Regions from separate parts of the Homo sapiens genome. Here all the other regions are linked to region 2. A link is a contact called in ENCODE Hi-C or POLR2A ChIA-PET data. All regions are on one chromosome and are shown on one strand. Each heading gives the region's core, a stretch centred on a gene start or an enhancer-like site at or near the end of the contact. The rest is flanking DNA. Distances are from core to core; before and after follow the strand shown.

Region 1 (3,345 bases), core at 449-2,948, 360 kb after region 2:
GCCTCAGTAAAAGCTGGTGGGCAGTACGGAAGCTGGGGTCTGAACTCCTGGGTCCCTGAGGGGATAGGAGACTGGGACCAAGACATTTAGGTCCCCAAGTGGGAGTGTGAACAGAAGTCAGAGAACTGCATTGAGAATCACATTCCGGGTCCCCCAAAGGAAAGGAGTCATGGCGCCTGAGTCCCTCGGGGAGCAGATGCTGGGTGCCAGGAGGCTAAGTCTGTGTGTCTGCAGGGCACAGCGGGGTTCTAAGCAGAGCAAACGCTGGGGAACAGGATTCCTAGGTGCTGACGGGGTGAGGGCTACCACCTGGGGCCAGCAGAGGTGTAGACACGGACAGGCTTCCCGAACGGGGTGGGAGCTGCATCCCCGGGTGCCATGGTCCCCACGGCGACCAGAATAGGAAAATTCAGAAGCCCTGGATCCTCAGGGAGCAGCTGGAGTCCCAGGAACCTGGGGTGCCGAGGACGGGGCCACGAGCCTGGCCGGCAGAACCCAGAGGCTGGGGCGCCCTGGTCGGGGAGGGCCCGGGTATTCCCGGGTCAAAGGCGCGGCGGGGGGATCCCCGCGCCGCCTGCGCCCCCTCCCTGGTGGCGGCGGCAGGAGGTGGGGGGAGGCGAGGCTGCCGAGCGCGCTGACCATGGACAGCTCCAGAGCGGGCCTGTGTCCAGGGCGGCCGCCGAGCCTGCCTGGACCGTGGGACGCAGCCGGCTGTGCAAGCCCGAGGCTGGCGACGGGAGACGGAGTGCGCGAAGCGGGGACGATGCGGACGCGTCTGGGGAGTCTGGCACCGCCGCGGCGGGTGTCTGGAGCTCCCAGGACAGGGTCAGGAAGGGGGATCTAGGCTCTAGGAGGGGTCCCGGGGCCGGACCGGGAAATCCAAGCTCCTGGGCCCTGGAGGAGGCGCGAGGCGGCGGTGCGCCCGGGATTCTAGGGTTCGGTCGGGGACTCTGGGCGCCGGGAGGGGCACGCCTGAGTCCCCGGGGTTGGGGTGTGAAATCTGGGCTCGGGGGTCCCCTGGGATGAGGAAGGGAATCCGGGATCTCGGGGAGGCGGGGGAGGCTCGCCAAGGGGTCCCCAGGGTGGGCGCTGCCAGGAGGGCCGGGCCGGGCTCTTACCTGCCTGGTCCGCGGCGGCTGCGGGCGGAGCTGGGCTGCAGGAGGGACGTGGGGTGGAGTGGGGGGGCCGGGCGGGGCCCCTGGCAGCGGCCGGGGCCCGGCTCTGTCGCTTCGGAGCCCTGGAGCCCTGTCTCCGACGCTCGCGCGGGCTCCGCGTCTCTGGCTCCGGCTTGGGCGCTGGGGACCCCCCTCCCCCTCACGCTCTCACTGCCTTCTACCCCCAAAATAGCCCCCTGCCCCTGTCACCGATCAGCCTCCCCCCGCGAGGCCGCAGCCGCCAGATCCAGGGGTGCCCACCAGCGCCCCCCAAATCCCACCTTCCCCCCAAAAAAATTCCTCCTCCCTCCCCCTCCCCCCCCACGGCTCCCGGGCGGTCGTGGCCCCTTTAACAGGAGACTGACAGACGGCGAAGAGCGGCCAATGGGAGAGAGCGTCGGCGCCGGCCGGCGACTAGACCCCGCCTCCACACCGGCCGGGAGGGGTCGCGCGGGCGGAGAGCGAGAGGCGGGGCATAAGGCGCGTCGACCAATAGGCACGCGGCGTGAGGCGGCTGGGGCGGGAGGCGGAGCCCGGCAGGGGGATGATGTCACCTGGAGCGAGTAGCGCGCGGCGTGGAACGCGAGTCGCGACCCCGGCTCCCGGCAGTGGCGCGCACTAGCCCTCGCGCCGCACGGGACACGAGGGCTGGGCGGGCAGCGGGATGAGGCTAAAGGTTGGATTTCAAGGCGGGGGCTGCTTCCGGAAAGACGCGCTGTGTTTGGAAGGTGGAGTGAGCGCCCGGTGGGCGAGGGCACCTCATTCTGCACCCCTGCGCCCGCCTCGGGAACTGCACGCGGCACCCCCACCCGCGACTCCCACGCAGACAGTAGTGCGGCCTGCAGGGTTCCCCCGGCGGACGAGGCTAATGGTTCGCTCCGCCCCGCCCACACAGAGGCCGCCCACTGGCTCCGGCTGCGTTTCAGGACTCTGGAGGAAGGGACTTGGCCTTCGCCCTCAGACGCTCTTAAGGGTAGGCAGCGTTGTCCTCAGTTCTGCCCCAGCACTCAGACCCAGACTGGGTCCCTGCCTCCGCCCTCCGCCCTCGGACTAGTCTCTTGGAAGCCGGCCTGTCTCCGCCTTCAGACCTAGGGAGAGGTCTTAACCTCTGTTCTCAGACTCTGGAAAAGGCTTCTCAACGGCTTGGCCTGACCTCAGCTCCTCGCATTCCCTCCACATCTCAAGACACCAACCCAGGGATGCAGGACAGACACACAGACACTCAGTGAGGGTCAAATATCTTTAAATAAAGTGCCAGGAACAATAAATACTGTACAGGAAGAGAGTGCACGTGAACGTCCAGATCTGTGGTTTCAACCTCGAGACTCCAAGGACCTGCAAGGGGGGTGGACAAGGGACCCGGGATCAGGGAGGCTCCGGGTAGACAAGAGGGGCAGGACTGGGGTTGCAGAGGCAAGGGCCCAGGTAAGTGGGCTGAGGGATCCCAGCCACAGTAGGTTCCGTATCTTGGGATGGAAGGAAGCTAAGGGCTCCCCAGGGGATTTGGCCAAACTAGCCTGGGGTGAGAGCCTGGGCCAAGGGTCAAGGGTCAGGATCCCAGAGGAGGGGCCAGGGCTGGAAGATCCAGGAAGCACTGGCCTGGTTTGGGAGCCTGGGGTTAAAGGGAGCCCGTGGAGGCCCCAGGGGTGTGGTGACCCAGGGGCTCACGAGTAGCTCTGATGCTGTTGGCGCCGGCGGGCAGAGCGCATCTTCTCGAACCGGGCCTCCATCTCCTCCAGCACTCGCGGTGTGTAACGGACAACCAGCTTCACCGAGCCCTGGGCCGCCTTCAGCAGCTCCACCGCCTTCTCATGCTGCTCACCCTCAACGCTCTGCAGGGCCCAACACAGACAGCTGAGCCTGGGGCCCGCTGCCCTCGTCCAGCCCCCACTGGGAGATGGGACCCACTGCTAGTGAGCCTGGTGCCAGCCCTGAGATGTCAATGCCTCATGTCCTCCTCGTGGGAGTCATTAACTCCTGGTTCAGTGTCCTCCTCCAAAACCTCCCAGGATTCCCATGTCAGGGACAGCCCCGTGTTCCCTCAGTCCCTGGCCAAACGTCCAGACCCATCTTTGTGGCCTCCCTGCCCACAGCCCACTAATGTCCGCCCGCCTTGACTCCCTCTTTTTTGTCCCCACAGCCCTGGGCCAGCTCAGGCCTTGTCCTCTTTTCTCTGGACTCTTACCCCAGC
Region 2 (3,476 bases), core at 56-2,555:
TTCTCTCTGCCTCTGGTCCAATGCTGTCCAGTTTGCATCCCCCTCTGCCCCACCCCTCTCTCTCCCCATCTCCCCCACTCTGCTGGTCTCTCTCCAACCACCTCATCTTCACGTCTGGTTTCCTCGCCCGGGTTCCTCCAGCTCTGTCCCTCCCTCTGCCTTCTACACCACTGTTGCCTGCTTCTCTCTTGATCTTGGTCCACGTCCTCTTCATTTGTTCTTGGCTCTGTCCACCTTCCCTCTCCTCTGTCCATCTCCCCCCTTTTCTGTCCATCTCCCCCTCCTCTGTCCATCTCCCCCCTCCTCTGTCTCTCTTCCTCTCCTCTGTCCGTCTCCCTCCTCCTGTCCACCTCCCCCTCCTCTTCATCTCCCTCTCCTCTGTCCATCTCCCCCTCCTGTCCATCTCCCCTCTCCTCTGTCCATACCCCCTCCTCTCCATCTTCCCTCCTGTCCATCTCCCCCACCTCTGTCCATCTCCCCCTTCTCTGTCCATCTCCCTCCTCCTGTCCACCTCCCTCCTCTTTATCTCCCTCTCCTCTGTTCATCTGCCCTCTCCTCTGTCCATCTCCCCCTCCTCTGTCCATCTCCCCGCTCCTGTCCATCTCCCACTCCTCTCTATCTCCCTCTCCTCTATCTCCCCCTCCTCTGTCCATCTCCCCATCCTCTGTCCATCTCCCCCTCCTCTGTCCGTCTCCTCTCCTATCCATCTCCCCTCACATCTGTCCATCTCCCCTCCTATTTCCTCGTCATCTGTCCATCTGTTCTCCCGTCCATCTCCCCTCATCTCTGCCCCATCCTGACATTGTGCCTCCCCTCTCCCCTGATCTTGTCCCTGGGGTTTACGCACTGTTGGGCTCCAGGCTGGCGCCAGCACTGTCATTTCGGCCGGGGGCCCCTCATGCCTCCTGTCGCCGGGTCTTGGAAGGGACAGAAGAACAAGTCTCGGACCCTCATGCCCCAGCCCCTGCCCTGCCCGCCCCTTTGCCTCCCCGCCCCTCCCGCGTCCCATTGATGTGGCTGAGTTTCCGCCCCTTCCTCCCCCAGGCTTCCTGCGTCTGCCCCAGTTACGGTGAAAACTCTTCATCTCCACTTCTAAGAACCTCGACGTCTGGTCCCCAGAACCCTCCCCAGGTTAGGGACCCGGGAACCCAGCCCCCCACCCTCTGCTCCCCCTGCCCCAGGAGTGGGGACCCTGGCTCCGCCCCTTGGGGACCTAGAGTCCAAGTCTCCTCACGCACCAGGCTTGCCCCAGTTGGGTGTGGAAGGGGCCAAGCCGGGTGACAGCCAGAGACCGAAAGTGAAAGGAAATTTTTGGGGGGAGACAGTCAAGGGGTGGAATCTGGGCCCAGGCGGAGCGCGCCCCCTGGTGGTGAGAGGCGGCCGCTCACGCCGCAGATGGCGCGTTCTCCGGACGCCCCGCAGCGGGGGCTGCAGTGGGGCTGACTCCCTGGGTGGCACGCCCAGTGCATGGTGAGCTGGGGCTGGAACCCGGATCTGTCTCTGGGAACTCGCAGTTGCTGTGTCTTACCGTCCTCCGGGCCCCAACTTTGCCCCGCCAAGGCTTGGCACACAGGACTCAGGATGCATCTTGTCACATTGGGCCTGGCAGGTGTCGCCCTAGCACTAGCTTTATCACTGTGGGAGCTTGGCCAGCCCCTTGACCTCTCTAAGCCTCGGCTTCTCCAACTCCAAACTGAGGGGTGAGGTGGTACATGAGACAAAATAGAAGCTCTCTTCCACATCTGTGGATCTCTGAATCTCTGAAGCATTTTTTTTTTTTAGATGGGGTCTCACTCTGTTGCCCAGGCTGGAGTGCAGTGGCACAGTCTCGGCTCACGGCAACCTCCGCCTCCTGGGCTTAAGCAATTCTTGTGCCTCAGGCTCCCAAGTAGCTGGAATTGCAGGTGCGTGCCACCATGCCCGGCTAATTTTTGTATTTTTAGTAGAGACGAGGTTTCACTATGTTGGCCAGGCTGATCTCGAACTCCTGACCTCAGGTGATCAGCCTGCCTCGGCCTCCCAAAATGCTGGGATTACAGGTGTGACCCATCACGCCCATCCTGAATCTCTTGCTCACCCATCTGATCCGTGGCAGACTGTCCTGAAACATCTGCTGCCCCCACCCCCCCAGCAGGAGGATTCGAGGTCCCATCCTGGGGAACTCGGACATGGCCACACTCACTTTGGCCAGTCACATGAGGGTGGAGGTGACAGGTGTCACTTCTGAATGGAAGTCTAAGGGACCGGGGAGTGGATGGTGGAGGATGCATGGAGAGAGCGCCTCTATCAGCCAAGTTTCCTGTGCCACTCGGAGGAGCACAGGGATCCTGCCAGCCCCGGATGAGCACAGGGAGTGTAAGCAACAAACTAATGTTGTGGTTGTGGCCCACGCAGATTCGGGGGTTATGTGTTACTGCAGCAAAGCCTCGCCCGTCCTGGCCTTCATCATCCATTTCCCTTCCCTGATCCCTCTGCCTGCCTCACTTCCTGTTCAGCCTGGGTTAGCTGCCTTGTCGCACCCAATGGTCAGACCTTCCATCTGGCTAGAAAGATTTAAATGAAGCAGAGAGGCAGAGATACAAGCCCCAATAGCTCATGTGGCCCATGGACAAAGGACCTGCTCTAGCTCCTTCCTGACCAAGTCCTGGGGCCCCTCAATGTGTGTCCTGCCCTATCGCCCTATTGCCTCTAGGGAATCTCTGTAGCCTTCCAGAAGACTCCTCTCTCTCTCTCTTTTTTTTTTGAGACCGAGTCTCGCTGTGTTGCCCAGGCTGGAGTGCAGTGGCACGATCTTGGCTCACTGCAAGCTCCCCCTCTGCCTCCCAGGTTCAAGCAATTCTCCTGCCTCCCAGATAGCTGGGATTTCAGGTGCCGCCACCACGCCTGGCTAATTTTTATAATTTTAGTAGAGACGGGATTTCACCATGGTGCCCAGGCTGGTCTCAAACTTCTGACAAGTGATCCACCCACCTCGGCCTCCCAAAGTGCTGGGATTACAGGTGTGAACTGCCACACCTAGTCCGGAAAACTCTCATTTTTTTTTTCTTTGAGATGGAGCCTTGCTCTGTTGCCCAGACTAGAGTGAAGTGTGTGCTCTCAGCTCACTGCAACCTCTGCCTCCTGGGTTCGAGTGATTCTTCTGCCTCAGCCTCCTGAGTAATTGGGATTACAGGTGCCCGCCACCACACCCAGCTAATTTTTGTATTTTTAGTACAGACAGGGTTTCACTGTGTTGGCCAGGCTGCTCTCAAACTCCTGACCTCAGGTGATCCGCCTACTTCGGCCTCCCAAAGTGTTGGGATTACAGGCCTGAGTCACCGAGCCTGGCCTCTGAAAACTCCCTTTTATCCTAAACTAGTAAGAGTGGGTTTCTTACATCAAAAAGAATTCTACTTCAGGTGTGGTGGCTGATGCCTGCAGTCCCACACTTTGAAAGGCTGAGGCGAGAGGATCGCTTGAGGCCAGGAGTTCAAGAC
Region 3 (3,129 bases), core at 427-2,926, 330 kb after region 2:
CCCAGGCTGCAGTACAGTGGGACAATCACAGCTCACTGCAGCCTCGACCTCCTGGGCTCAAAGGATCCTCCCACCTCAGCCTCCTGAGTAGCTAGGACTACAGGTATACGCCACCACACCCGACTAATTTTTGTATTTTTAGTAGAGATGGGGTTTTGCCATGTTGCCCAGGCTGGTCTCGAACTCCCGGGTTCAAGAGATCGGCCATCCAAAGCCTCCCAAAATGCTGGAATTACAGGTGTGAGCCACAGTGCTTGGCCCTAAACTTACGTGCTGACACGAAGCCACAAGAGGAAAATCCCCCACCTGACCTCATGTGACAAGTCACAAACAAAATGCAGTCAAAACTTTGTTTCATGCACAAAGCTATTTAAAATATTGTAGGCCGGGCACGGTGGCTCACGCCTGTAATCCCAGCACTTTGGGAGGCTGAGGCAGGTGGATCACGAGGTCAGGAGTTCAAGACCAGCCTGGCCAAGATGGTGAAACCCCATCTCTACTAAGAATACAAAAATTAGCAGGGCGTGGTGGTGGGCGCCTATAATCCCAGCTACTCGGAAGGTTGAGGCAGAGGATTGGAATTGCTTGCACCCAGGAGGCAGAGGTTGCAGTGAGTCGAGGTCGCACCATTGCACTCCAGCCTTGGCGACAAAGCAAGACTCCCATCTCGAAAAAATAAAATAAAAATAAAAAATAAAATATTGTATAAAATTCTTTTTAGGCATGTGTATGAGATGCATATGAAACATAAATGAATTTCATGTTTAGGCTTGGCTCCCATCCCCAAGATATTTCATTTATATGCAAATATTCAAAAAAAACTTTTTAAAATCAGAAATTCTAAACACTTCTGGTCCCACGTATTTCAAGTAAGGGACACTCAACCTGTACTCCCCACTCCCCGCCTCCACCCCACACACACAACAGAGCAAGTACAGCAAAAGTTTGAGAATCGCTGAACTGGGTACACATGATTTTCTGTATGTTTGAAATGTCTCGTAATCAAAAGTTGGAACGAGGGCCAGGCGTAGGGGCTCACGCCTGTAATCTCAACACTTTGGGAGGCCGAGGCGGGCGGATCACCTGAGGTCGGGAGTTCAAGACCAGTCTGGCCAACGTGTCAAAACCCTGTCTCTACTAAAAATACAAAAATTAACTGGGCGTGGTGGCGGGCGCCTGTAATCCCAGCTACTCAGGAGGCTGAGACAGGAGAATGGCTTGAACCCGGGAGGCAGGGGTTGCAGTGAGCGGAGATAGCGCCATTGCACTCCAGCCTGGACAACAAGAGCGAAACTCTGTCTCCAAAAAAAAAGGAAAGAAAAGATAAAATAATTAGAAGGCAATAAATGCTATGGGGAAAATTAGAAGGTGCTGATATGCCGGAATGATGGGGAAACTCGTTTAGCTGACAAAGAAAGCTTCTTAGAGGTGGTGACATTTGAGTGGGACAGCAAATGCCGAGGAGAGGGAGAGAGTCAGGGAAGGAGGTGGCCTGGGCCCCTCCTGGAGTACCACAGGGACGGACCACAGGCCAAGTTAGGAGTGGAGGGGAGGCTGAGGGGGGTAAAAGCCAATGAGAAGCAGGGTCGTGGGACAGGGGAGTGAGCAGGCCCAGGATTGGCTAGACTGAGGGCAAGAGGCGGGGCTCTGAGGAAGCGAAGGCTGGAATTGGCCGCCGGACACTCACAGTGCGGGAGGAGGCGGGGGCTGAGGGCGAGGTGAGCGAGACCATCTCCTGGATGGCGAGGCGTAGCTTGAGTCGGTGCAGCGGGTTGCTGATGCCGATCTCGCGCTGGATCTCCGTGTCTGACAGGTTGGCCATGATGGCACCGCTCTTGACATTGGCCCGGCAGGCGGCCACATACCAGGCAGGCATGCCCACCCACAGCTGCAGCGGAGGGACAGAGGGACAGAGGGGACAGAGGGACAGAGGAGGAGAAAATCGGAGAGATGGGGGAACAGGGAGGTGGGGAAAGGCAAGGGGGTGGGGAGCGAAACAGAGACGTGGGAAAGTTCGCAAGGAGAAGAAACAGGACAAGGAAAAGAGACGTGGACGAGATGAGGGAGAGTCCGAGGGAGACAAATAGGGAGAGAAACGGGGGGCGGGGGGCGGGTGGGGGAAGAGGGAGAGGGAGAGAGAAAGAGAGAGAGAGAGAAAGAAATAGAGAGAGAGAAATAGAGGGTGGGGAGAGACAGGAAGCCGGAGACAGGGAGACATCGGCAGGGCGATCGGAGACATGAGGAGAAATATGGGGAATGACAAAAGCGTGGTCAGAGATGGGAATGGTGCCGAAAAATAGAGACAGAGAATCCAGAAAGAGAGAGTAGAGAGAACGACAGGAGACCATGACCCAGGTGGGCAAGGCCAGAGTGGCAGGGGCAGAAGGAGAAGGAGAAAGAAACTGTTTAGGTGAACAGGAAGCCCGAGCCCTCCTGGGTCCTCACCTGCCAGGCCCATGGCCACCCCCACCTCTGGGCTAGAAGCAGGGTGCGCCAGGAGGACCAGGCAGCCCCTACCAGTGGGGCTGTCAGAGGGGTTGGGGACCAACAGTCAGGGCATTTCTGGGCCCCAGTACCTCCAGCCAGGACACCACGGTGGGCCCGTCCCAGGCAGCAAAAGGTAGGCCCTGGCGGCAGGCCTCCTCCAGGAGTTCATGCCTGTAAGGGTGAAGGGGCCAGGATAGAAGCTGTCAGGGATGGAGACCCCCTGCTCTGTGGATGGCCCCCATCAGCACACATACACACACACACACATGCACATACGCACACGCAGCTTTTATGAATGTACAAAACACGGCAGAAGGTCAAAAAATACATGTGAATCTGTAAATCCTCTCCCCCCAACCCCTATCAAAAGAGAGAACAAAATAAGAAAAACAAAAGAAACAAAAAATATAATATAAATGTAAAAAATACAAAAAAAATTTTTAAAAAAAGAAAGAAAAAATAAAAACTCTAGGAGCTCCTGGGTTTCCAGGCAAGCAAGTTCAGGATCACGGACACCTCCTCCCAGCATTGAATTCCCATTTCTGTTCACCACCACCACCGCTGCACACACACACTCACACACCCTCTCACACACACACACACTCATACACACACATACACGCACACACACACCCTCACACA
Region 4 (3,495 bases), core at 219-2,718, 340 kb before region 2:
CCCATCTGGAAAAGGAGGACAGGGGTAGACGGAAAAAGAGAGGACAGAAAGGGGACAATCACACAGGGAGTACAAGGTGGCTGCTGGAGCTCAGCCAGGCCTCCCTGAATGGGAAGGTTTTTCCTACTTCTAAACTGATGGCAACATTGCTGAGCACACAGAAGCCACCACAAAAGTGACTTCTGACAAAAACACAATCACCCTCAAAGTCCTTTCAATCCCTTAATGTATGAGATGTTTCCTGCAGCTCAAACCCAAGCCATCGCTCATTCACGGCCCCTCGCAGGGACCCCAACCACCCCAAGCCATTACTTATTCACAGCCCCTCACGGGGACACCAACCACCCCAAGCCATCACTTATTCACAGCCTCTCACGGGGACACCAACCACCCCAAGCCATCACTCATTCACGGCCCCTCACAGGGACCAGCAACCCACCCCAAGTGGGGGAAAGCTCACTTAATGCCATCGAGCCAGGTGACAAACTCATAGGCGCTGCTGGTGGGAGCGTGACATTGTACGTAGGACTCGGGAGCGCAGTCCACTGTGTTGAACACCACGAGGCTGTACTGGGTCCCCCCATACTGGGAGGGGAGGACAGAAAACTTTTAATCTGGGACCTCAATTCCCTTTTCCCTTAGAGAAGGAATCAGGGCTCCCAGCTTCCCGTTCCTCCAGAACCAGGAACTCCTCAGCTTCCTCCTTCCTCAGACCCAGCAATCTCGGCCCCAGCCCCTTCTCCCTCAGACCCAGGAATCCAGGCCCCCGGCCCCTCCTCCCTCAGACCCAGGAGCCCAGGCCCCAGCACCTCCTCCCTCAGACCCAGGAATCCAGGCCTCAGCTCCTCCTTTCTCAGACCCAGCAGTCCAGACGCCCAGCCCTTCCTCCCTCAGACCCAGGGATCTGGGCCCCTAGCTCCCTCCTCCCTCGGACCCAGGAATCCGGGCCCCAGCGCCTCCACCCTCAGACCCAGGAGTCCAGGCCCCCAGGCCCTCCTCCCTCAGAACAAGGAGTCCAGACCCCCAGCCCCTCCTCCCTCAAACTCAGGAGTCCAGGCCCAGCCCTTTCTCCCTCCCTCAGACCCAGGAGTCCAGGCCCCCGGCCCCTCCTCCCTCAGGCCCAGGAGTCCCTAGACTCACGTCTCCCCCGAAGTCCGTCTCAGCAGGAGGACCACCATTAAAATACCTGTGAGGGTAGGAAGTGAAAGGTCGGAGTCAGGCAAGAAACTGTGCGAAACTGAAGTGGGAGGGCGGGGTTAGAGTCGCGGAAACAGCACTCACTCGATGGCCGGGAGCAGGTAGTGCTTGCGGAGCCCCTCGAAGTAGGGTCCCAGGTTGGCCGTACCCTCAATCACAAACACCACGTCGGCCACCACGCTCCCGGCGCGGGCCGGGCCCTCGGACCCGGGGACCATACCCCGTGCGGTACCCGCCACCACCACTGCAGCCGCAGCCGACGCCGCGGAATGAGCAGAAATGCGCCTGCGCCGCGCGCGCGCTCGCGTCGGGCGGTTTAGGGCTGCTGGGAATGCTGCCATGTTTGTGCGGGGCACGCGCTGAGGCTTCGTTCTAGCTCCATCCTCCTTCGCCCCCACCGCGTGGAAGACTCAGAAAGGGCATAGTTAGCCCTTCTAGGGGCCTGATGGGTTAGACGGAATTATTGTCAAAAGCTAAATAAATTGAAAGCGGCTCAGTCAGCCGCCATCTTTGAGCGGGGCGTCCAGGTCCGCCTCTTGTCTCAAAGGGAGGGGCAGGAGACCTGGTTGCTATGCAACGCGTACGCTGCCCTTGTTTTCGTTTTTGTGTTTTGTTTTTTGTTTGTTTGTTTTTTCGAAACGGGAGTCTCGCCCTGTCGCCCAGGCTGGAGTGCAGTGGCGCGATCTCGGCTCACTACAACCTCCGCTTCCCGGGTTCAAGCGATTCTCCTGCCTCAGCCTCCCGAGTAGCTGGGATTACAGGTGCCCGCAACCACGCCCCGCTAATTTTTGTATTTTTAGTAGAGAAAGAGTTTCACCCTGTGGGCCAGGCTGTTCTCGAACTCCTGACCTCAAGTGATTCGCCCGCCTTGGCTTCCCAAAGTGCTGAGATTACAGGCGTGAGCCACCGCGCCGGGCCCGCTGCCCTTGTTTTGTAACCGTTAGATTAAGTTTCTGGTTCTGTTCTTTCGGGCGTGGGGACTAGGGGAGGGACGCGAGAAGGATCCAATCACATCGGCGGAAACGAGGTTACTAGGCGACGCTTTAAGGTCGTCCTCAACTTGGAAGGGAGGGCAGTTGTTTTCCCCCCCGAAAAGAAGCCGAACACCAAACCAAGTGCGGGTTGCTAAGCAACACCTGAGCGTTGTTTTCTGGGAGAGGAGCCAGAAACTGGCTTAGAACGTAAATACATTCCAGGTGGATTAAAAATGTAAGTGCAACAAATGAAACCCGAAAACTATCTGAAGGGAAAAAATCTTAATGACTGCCATGGAGTTTCTTAGCACTACAGCAAAGTTAGAAAACGTAGTCTTCATTAATTTTTCCCAAAAGACTGTATAAACCAAGTTGAAAAATATACGGCCAACTGGGAAAATCTTTCTAGCGTGTTTGTTGACAGAAATGTACTACGCAAATAAATCTTACTGATGAATAACAATATAGAAAAATAGAAACACTTCATTACTATTATCTTTTAATTTTAATTTTTATTTTTTGAGGCAGGGTCTCTTTCTGTTGTGCAGGTTGAAGTGCAGTGGCCCAATCTTGGCTCACGGCAGCCTCTACTCGCACTGGAGCCACTCTTCAGCCTGTGGAGCAGCTGGGACCACAGCCGCGCACTACCACTTCCAGCTAATTTTTAAATTTTTTGTAGAGATGGGGTCTCACTGTGTTGCTCTGGCGTGTCTCAAACTCCTCGGCTAAAGCGATCCCAGGTGTTAGCCATCGTGCCCTGCCACTTTATATTTGTTTTAATAGAAAGAAACCTGACCAGGGCCGGACGCCGTGGCTCACGCTTGTAATCCCAGCACTTTGGGAGGCCAAGGCGGGCAGATCACCCGAGGTAAGGGGTTCAAGACCAGCCTGGCCAACATGGTGAAACTCCTTCTAACTACTAAAAATAAAAAAATTAGCCGTCCTGGTGGGCGTCTGTAATCCCAGCTACTTGGGAGGCTGAGTCAGGAGATTCTCCTGAACCCGGGAGGCGGAGGTTGCAGTCAACTGAGATTGTGCCACTGCATTCCAGCCTGGGCGGCAGAGTTAGACTCCGTCTCAAAAAAAATAAAAATAAATAAATAAAAAGAAACCTGACTAGTTTCACACAAACACACACACAAAATTTTGAATGGCCAGTAAATATTTTAAAACATAATCTTCGGCCGGGCGAGATGGCTCATGCCTGTAATTCCAGCACTTTGGGAGGTAGAGGCGGGCGCATCACGAGGTCAGTATCACTGGGCGTCGTGGTGCCCACCTGTAATCCCAGCAACTCGAGAGGCTGAGGCAAGGAGAATCGCTT

What was found. Hi-C counts contacts between places; a loop is a spot of excess contacts on that map. ChIA-PET counts read pairs that join two places held with the same protein, here RNA polymerase II (POLR2A). Pooled maps may share reads with other maps.
Region 1: a loop to region 2 is called in a map of naive thymus-derived CD4-positive, alpha-beta T cell, with 3 times the contacts of the local background. The contact joins the promoter of C19orf73 here to the promoter of FLT3LG in region 2. A Hi-C loop is called at or near these places in 1 of 168 maps with a recorded cell type or tissue (naive thymus-derived CD4-positive, alpha-beta T cell) and 8 of 50 pooled maps. POLR2A ChIA-PET finds 5 or more read pairs at or near these places in 4 of 52 experiments (A549, H1, HEK293T and 1 more).
Region 3: a pooled map shows a loop between it and region 2 (5-fold over the local background). The contact joins the enhancer-like site here to the promoter of FLT3LG in region 2. A Hi-C loop is called at or near these places in 4 of 50 pooled maps. POLR2A ChIA-PET finds 5 or more read pairs at or near these places in 4 of 52 experiments (WTC11, activated T-cell and naive thymus-derived CD4-positive, alpha-beta T cell).
Region 4: a loop to region 2 is called in a pooled map, with 6 times the contacts of the local background. The contact joins the promoter of MED25 here to the promoter of FLT3LG in region 2. A Hi-C loop is called at or near these places in 9 of 50 pooled maps. POLR2A ChIA-PET finds 5 or more read pairs at or near these places in 2 of 52 experiments (T-cell and activated CD4-positive, alpha-beta T cell).

What each region holds. Positions count from the first base shown.
Region 1 is chr19:49,117,496-49,120,840 of GRCh38, reverse strand. C19orf73 (chromosome 19 open reading frame 73) reads left to right here and starts at 1,698. Exons shown (of 1, transcript NM_018111.3): 1 at 1,698-2,439. The coding sequence starts at 1,819. The coding sequence ends at 2,208. It overlaps LIN7B (lin-7 cell polarity scaffold B), which reads right to left. Exons shown (of 6, transcript NM_022165.3): 5 at 2,823-2,986; 6 at 2,381-2,489. The coding sequence ends at 2,468. PPFIA3 (PPFI scaffold protein A3) reads right to left here and starts at 1,297. Exons shown (of 30, transcript NM_003660.4): 1 at 1,119-1,297. RefSeq lists enhancers at 13-513, 1,876-2,387 and a silencer at 1,467-1,686.
Region 2 is chr19:49,472,044-49,475,519 of GRCh38, reverse strand. It overlaps FLT3LG (fms related receptor tyrosine kinase 3 ligand), which reads right to left and starts at 1,305. Exons shown (of 9, transcript NM_001459.4): 1 at 1,239-1,305; 2 at 848-917. The coding sequence starts at 880. RefSeq lists a silencer at 847-926.
Region 3 is chr19:49,141,563-49,144,691 of GRCh38, reverse strand. PPFIA3 (PPFI scaffold protein A3) reads right to left here. Exons shown (of 30, transcript NM_003660.4): 20 at 2,577-2,658; 21 at 1,688-1,888. Among named protein-coding and RNA genes, the nearest start is that of HRC, 12 kb to the left of the region's middle. RefSeq lists an enhancer at 2,447-3,040. Within about 2 kb of position 1,676, at least 3 of the 41 ENCODE cell types and tissues checked have a DNase peak (open chromatin) inside an H3K27ac peak, as active enhancers do.
Region 4 is chr19:49,816,262-49,819,756 of GRCh38, reverse strand. It overlaps MED25 (mediator complex subunit 25), which reads right to left and starts at 1,468. Exons shown (of 18, transcript NM_030973.4): 1 at 1,282-1,468; 2 at 1,141-1,186; 3 at 461-585. The coding sequence starts at 1,415. RefSeq lists silencers at 1,260-1,419, 1,346-1,512 and an enhancer at 1,550-1,909.